Regions from separate parts of the Homo sapiens genome. Here region 1 is linked to region 2. A link is a contact called in ENCODE Hi-C or POLR2A ChIA-PET data. All regions are on one chromosome and are shown on one strand. Each heading gives the region's core, a stretch centred on a gene start or an enhancer-like site at or near the end of the contact. The rest is flanking DNA. Distances are from core to core; before and after follow the strand shown. Region 1 overlaps IQGAP2 (IQ motif containing GTPase activating protein 2). Region 2 holds the start of F2R (coagulation factor II thrombin receptor).

The links. A loop is a pair of places that touch in the nucleus more often than their neighbours do. ChIA-PET counts read pairs that join two places held with the same protein, here RNA polymerase II (POLR2A). Pooled maps may share reads with other maps.
Region 1: a loop to region 2 is called in a pooled map, with 4 times the contacts of the local background. The contact joins the enhancer-like site here to the promoter of F2R in region 2. A Hi-C loop is called at or near these places in 1 of 50 pooled maps. POLR2A ChIA-PET finds 5 or more read pairs at or near these places in 3 of 52 experiments (A673, K562 and OCI-LY7).

Annotation. Positions count from the first base shown.
Region 1 is chr5:76,472,614-76,475,448 of GRCh38, reverse strand. The region is part of intron 2 of IQGAP2 (IQ motif containing GTPase activating protein 2); the gene reads right to left. Among named protein-coding and RNA genes, the nearest start is that of IQGAP2, 71 kb to the right of the region's middle. RefSeq lists an enhancer at 2,251-2,835. Within about 2 kb of position 1,573, at least 5 of the 41 ENCODE cell types and tissues checked have a DNase peak (open chromatin) inside an H3K27ac peak, as active enhancers do; they include OCI-LY7, where a contact is called at or near this core.
Region 2 is chr5:76,714,816-76,717,956 of GRCh38, reverse strand. F2R (coagulation factor II thrombin receptor) reads right to left here and starts at 1,831. Exons shown (of 2, transcript NM_001992.5): 1 at 1,562-1,831. The coding sequence starts at 1,649. RefSeq lists a silencer at 1,776-2,025.

The DNA.
Region 1 (2,835 bases), core at 324-2,823, 240 kb after region 2:
GTCAAAATGCTGTATTTTGGGGCATCAGTGTCTGAGCCCCAACACCTATGACTTGGTCAGAGCCAGCAGGTCAATCCCTAGGCATAGTTACCCCATTCTTTTATCTTGTTGGAGAAATTCACATGAAAATGCTTATTGGCTCTGCAAAGAACATTTATAACACTAATTGGATCTTCAAAACTACTCAGGCTTTCTATCCAACCCTGGCTGATGCACTACTGCTTTTTCATGCCTCCACCCTCCTCACCTCAGCAGATGGTGACTCTTAGTATCCTTCCTCTCTCCCCTCTCATCCCAGAGGAAGGGGTATCCTCTGTTCCTTTTTTCTAAGCTGGGGTGGGAAGGCTGAGAGCTGAGACAGCCTCAGCCATAGATGCTATCTCAAATGTCAGTGTGCATAATAGTGTACTCCAGTGCTCTGTTAAAAGGCAGACCTCAGCCGGACGCGGTGGCTTATGCCTGTAATCCCAGCACTTTGGGAGGCTGAGGTGGGTGGATCACATGAGGTCGGGAGTTCAAGACCAGCCTGACCAATATGGTGAAACCCCGTCTCTACTAAAAATACAAAATCAGCCAGGTGTGGTGATGCATGCCTGTGATTCCAGCTACTTGGGAGGCTGAGGCAGGAGAATCGCTTGAACCTGGGAGGCGGAGGTTGTCCTTAGAGATGGCCTTATAGGGTCAGGAGTGATCCTCAGAAGCCTGCACTCACACAAGCATCCAAGTGACCTTGATGCAGGTGTAAATGAATTTGGGGATCACTGCCCTAAGTCACTCTCCCAGATGACATAGCTGCCTCAACTCTTGCCTTGAGAAATACCAGGGGCAGGAAAAGCTGTGTATTACAAATCACACGATGGGAAAAAACAAACAAACAAAAAAGCAACCCAGGGACATTAAGCCAAGTAGGACGGAGTACAGAGTGCAGAAATGACTAGAAATGTTAATTCCTGAATTCCTGTTCTTGCACCAAAATGGGTTCAAGTTTCTCAGCAAAAATGAAAGATCAAGGACAAGAACATATGAATGGCTAATTCCCCCAAACCATTTGCAGCATTTAACCAAAAGCAAACTTGAACTGAATCTACCAAATAAGTTTAATATTCATGTTTATATTTTTTCTTTATTGAGCTTTCTACTTTTACTACTCAACATGATTTATAGAGACTCATTTGAGCTTTCTACTTTTACTACTCAACATGGTGTATAGAGACTCATGGAACTAAAGAGCACTGTCAAACAGTCAGAAGACCTTTATCCTAATCCCAAATCTACCACTAACTCCACCATGGATAAGTGAGATAAATTTCTGAGCCTCAGTATCCCCATATATGAAATGGGGATTTGACTCTGTTAAAGAAAAACAAAGGTGTTCAGACTGAGAAGGCAATGGAAGATCGCTCTACATTCTATATCACCCTAAAAATGGAAGACACAAAGAAATCATTCTGTGACAACCTTGTACAAATGTTCTCCCCCACCAGCTTCCCTAAAGTCACTCTATGCCTTGAATAATGATACCGTTTTATGACTTTTAAGCATCACAGCATGAGGCAGCTTCCGGTGGGGAGGTTCACACAGGAAGGAAGAGATCTCAGTGCTGTTTGCTACTCATACCTTTTGATGTTTCAACAAAAAGCCAAGCATTCTTTGAAACCAGTCATAATAGTGGCAAAACCAAAAAGATAATTGATGAATTGAAGGTGGTATGGAGGCCTAACCAAGAATAAAGATGCACCAAAATTTTCTTGGGTGAAGAGAACAGAATAAAGTCTACATCATAGAGAAGTACAAATTCTTAATAATACTTTAAGGCACAGTAGCTGATGCCTGTAATTCCAGCACTTTGGGAGGCCAAGGTGGGAGGACTGCCTGAGGCCAGGAGTTCAAGACCAGCCTAAGCAACATAGTGAGATCTCATCTCTATTTTATTTTAATTGAAAAAAGAGAGAGCAAGAAAGAGCTAGCCTAAAATGAGCAAAAGAGAGAAGGAGAAAGAGGGAGGAAGAACACAAAGTAAATACAAGATAAATTATTCCCAGAACAAACTACTTATAATAGTACCAGTTAAAACAAAATAGAAACAGTTCACAGGAAAAAAAAAGAGAAAGGAAAATAAAACAATATATAGCCATATATAGCCAATGGATAGCTATATTGTGCTAATTCCACCAAAGCTTAAGTGAGAATTTATTGATCAAGAGCTAGAACTAGAACTAGCCCATATAGAACCTAAAAACCAAGACCATGTTTTGGACTTACAAGGAAGACATGATCAAAACACATTAAGAAATAAAGAAATGGGACAGTATGTTATAGTTTTTAAGCACAGTCTTTGAAGTCAGAAAGACCTAGGTTGTAATACTGTTGCTGTCGCCTGTTGGCTGCGACACTGAATAAATTACTTAAGTTTTTCCAAGACTTGGTTTTTCCATCTATCAAATGGGGATAATGCTCCTTCCCACAGAGTGGTTGTGAGAATCGAGACCATGTGGGTTGAATGCTTAAAGCACCGTGCCTGGTGAGTAGACACTTGTGTGATAATCCTTGTGAGTAAAGTACATTTGCAACCATGGAAAATTCCAAACCTCTCCCAGGTTTCCAACTTTGAAGATCCTGAGAAACAAATATAAACTTTGGGATCAAATATCAGTTGCTCAACTTGTCTTTGGCTGGAGATGATTAATACCGATTATTTGTATTTTAAAATACCAGCACTCTGAAAAGTTATACTTTCATCTGTCAGAACATACCCGATTGGCACCTGTCCAACATACATCCAAAGCTAGTACAATATGTGAAACTAAAAACAAAGAACTTTTTCCACCTACTATA
Region 2 (3,141 bases), core at 582-3,081:
TTTCTGTCTACACCAGCACTGTCCATATTAACATGCACCACTCCTGCCATGAGGATGTAAGAAGCTTGGCAGAAACCAGTACGCTTTGACTTCACTCCCTAATGAGGCTACACACCTTGCTGGGAGGCCACTGTGAGAAAGGGTGCAGCATTTCTATAAGCTCTGTTCTCCACCCCATGATCCAAATCTCAAACAAAACACTGGATTCTCAAGAGCGTGTCCTCAAACTACATTGTGCAAATTACATAATGGTATGTGAAATCATATCTCATCGCAAACAATTTTTCAGGAGTTCTCGGTGTTCTCTCAAACACTTTCGGCAACAATGCTCACTTATCTGCAGGCAGGCTAGTTACTGCTAAACACTGGGCCCCAGTCTGGAGCTCTTAGTTTTCCCAAAAGCATCTCAAAACTCACCCTGAACAAAGACAGAGAGGCGAGAACATGCTATGTCTTTGTCACCTCTTAATCTTGATGTGTCTACACTTTTTTTTGAGTGTGGGAGCAATATAGAGTGCACATTCTTTTAGCGATAACAAGAAAACCCGCTAGAACTTCTTTCAGCGTAAAAAAAATGGCTCAAAGCTTATAAAATACTATTGTTATTAGGAAATTCAAAAACACTTTTCTCACTTTCTAATTAGCGCCTTTACAGGCTAAAAACAACTCATCTGTGCTGCTCTTGGGGAAAGGGATACAGAAAATATTTGACCAAATAAATTAATCAAATTTATTTATTTGGTCAAGTGGCCAGATACTTAAAAATAGACTACTAGTGGGGAAAATATTCTAGGGGAGCAACCTTCTTGCAGTGGATCAGAAATCTCGTTAAGAAATACTGGGATCCCACAGTGTTCGAGGGAGCCCGGTCCTGGGGAGGGATCTCTCTCTTCAACTCACTTAGAAGGAATGGGTTCTAGGTAACAACAAAATCCTCTCCATGTCCCCTCCCCCGCCACCACGCGGAGCCTCTGCTATTGTCACCATATATCTCGCACCCTGCGCACCTCCTGGACACAAGGCCGGGCCGGGGGCTGCTGGTACTGATTCTCTGCTAAACATGCCAAGGGACTGCCTGGGCTTTTCTCTACATCACTTTTCTCGCCTGTAAAATGTGCAAGAAAAAAACTTCCAACAAAGCAAAACTTCAGCGGCAGCGGTTCGCCACTTTATATTTTAAAGATCGAAACGTTTATTGGTGGAGCAACGTGAGAGCTTTTCTTTTTGGGGGTGGTCCTGGGAGAAACACAATGACAAGTGCAACGCAGGACTGCAGGCTCCCCCAGGGGGCTTCCGCTCCATCCTCCTCCATATCCAACACCCCGTGGCAGGCGGGCTGCACCCTCCAAGATCGAGTCCAAAGGGGCATCGGCTGGGCCCGCGAAGGGGGTGGCACGCCCCACCTAAACGTGACTGGAAAAAACTCCAGATCTCAGCCCAAATGCCAGTTTGGCTTTCGGAGGAAACTGAGGCAGGGGTGAGGAGAAGGCGCAACAGTGACCCCCGCAGTCTCCCCTCGGCGTCCCTCCGCCCGCGCACCCCATTCCCGTGCATCTCTCACCTGGCCTGCGGGCCCGGGTGCGGGCAGACAACAGCGGGCCGCACAGACTGAAGCAGGCGGCCACCAGCAGCAGCCGCCGCGGCCCCATTGTCCCGGGCTCTGCGCGGCGCTGCTCCGGGAGGCTGCCCCGCCTCGGGCTGCTCCGCTTCACCCTCTCTCCTGACTTCTGCGGGTCGGGGAGCCGGTCTTCGCGGCAGGCAGAGCGCAGGGTGCCCACGGGTAAGATCAGGGTCCAAGCGACCCTCGGCGAGCGCTGTGTCTGGGGCGGTTAGCGGGGCGGGGCGGGACTGGGGCGCGCGGTCGCGCGGGCGCGAGCGAGGAAGGGCGCCCTCCGGCGTGCAGTGAGAGTCTCTGCGCTGGAGCCGCTCGGCGCCCCCTCCCCGCGGTCCCTCAGCCGCCGCTCGCAAGCCCCTCTGGCTCTGTGCGCCCCGCCCCGCCCCGCCCTGCCCTACTGGGGGGCCCTGGCCGCCGGCCACTGCCGGGCCTAGAAGTCCAAATGAGAAGTTTTTTCCTCTGGGCACCGTTGATTCGCGAAGCTGTCAGTGACTCACACTGGCGGGGTCCTTGGAATGGGGCCGCACGGCTCGCAGGCTGCTTCCCGCGGCCGTCTCGACCCTCCTGGGATGTGGAGACGTCGACAGTGGACGCCCCGGCCAGGATGCGTCCACGCCCTGCAGCCCCGCAGCCCTGGCGTGGCCTCCCGTCCTCCCTCCCTCCGTGTGGGACACCGGCAAAGTTCAGTTTTCGCTAAAAGTCTAAAAGGGACTTCTGCTTTTGTAACGTGGGGATCACGGATTTAAAAGTTTATGATGTAGTGACAGGGTTGCCCCTAAATGAGAAAGGGCCCTTGAGTCTGGACAGAATTCTTGAACTTTTATACGTCTCTCTTTATTTCGCGAAGTTAGGCGTTTCATACGCCGGGCACTCGTTTCCCCCACACGCAGACTGCGAGTGGAATAGGAAGAGCGGCTTCTCCCGCTTCCCCCCCGCGCGGCCTCGCGGAGCTCTTCCCTTTCCCGCGCCGCCCGCCGGGGTCACCTGCGCATCTGGGAGGAGGGCGCGCGTCTGCCGGTGAGGCCGGCGTTCTAGGGCCGCGGGCGCCCAGGAGAGAAATGGCCTGGTAACTTTCCAAGTGTCCTTCACACGTTCTTGAACGATATTACAGTTTGTTTTGTTTTTGAGGCAGGGTCTTGCCCTGTCGCCCAGGCTGGAGTGCAGTGGCGCCAACACGGCTCACTGCAGCCTCGATCTCCCTGGCTCAGGCCACCCTTTCGCCCCAGCCTCCGGATTACCTGGGACCACAGAAAGGCGCGCGCCACCATGTCCGGCTAATTTCACTGCTGGCCTCAAGCGATCCTCCTGCCTCAGCCTCCTAAAGTGCGGGGATTACAGGCGTGAATCACCGCGCCAGGCCTGATATTAAAGGAGTTTGGCTAAATTCAAGGCACAGGGCGGGGACACTCGCTTGGCAGTCTGCTAAGGGCCCCCAGGGGCGTCGCGGCTGGGGGTGGGCAGGAGGAGCCTGCAGCTTAAGTTGCTTTGCCACTGGCTCTGGTGCGTGCGCCTTTCAGACTCCAACA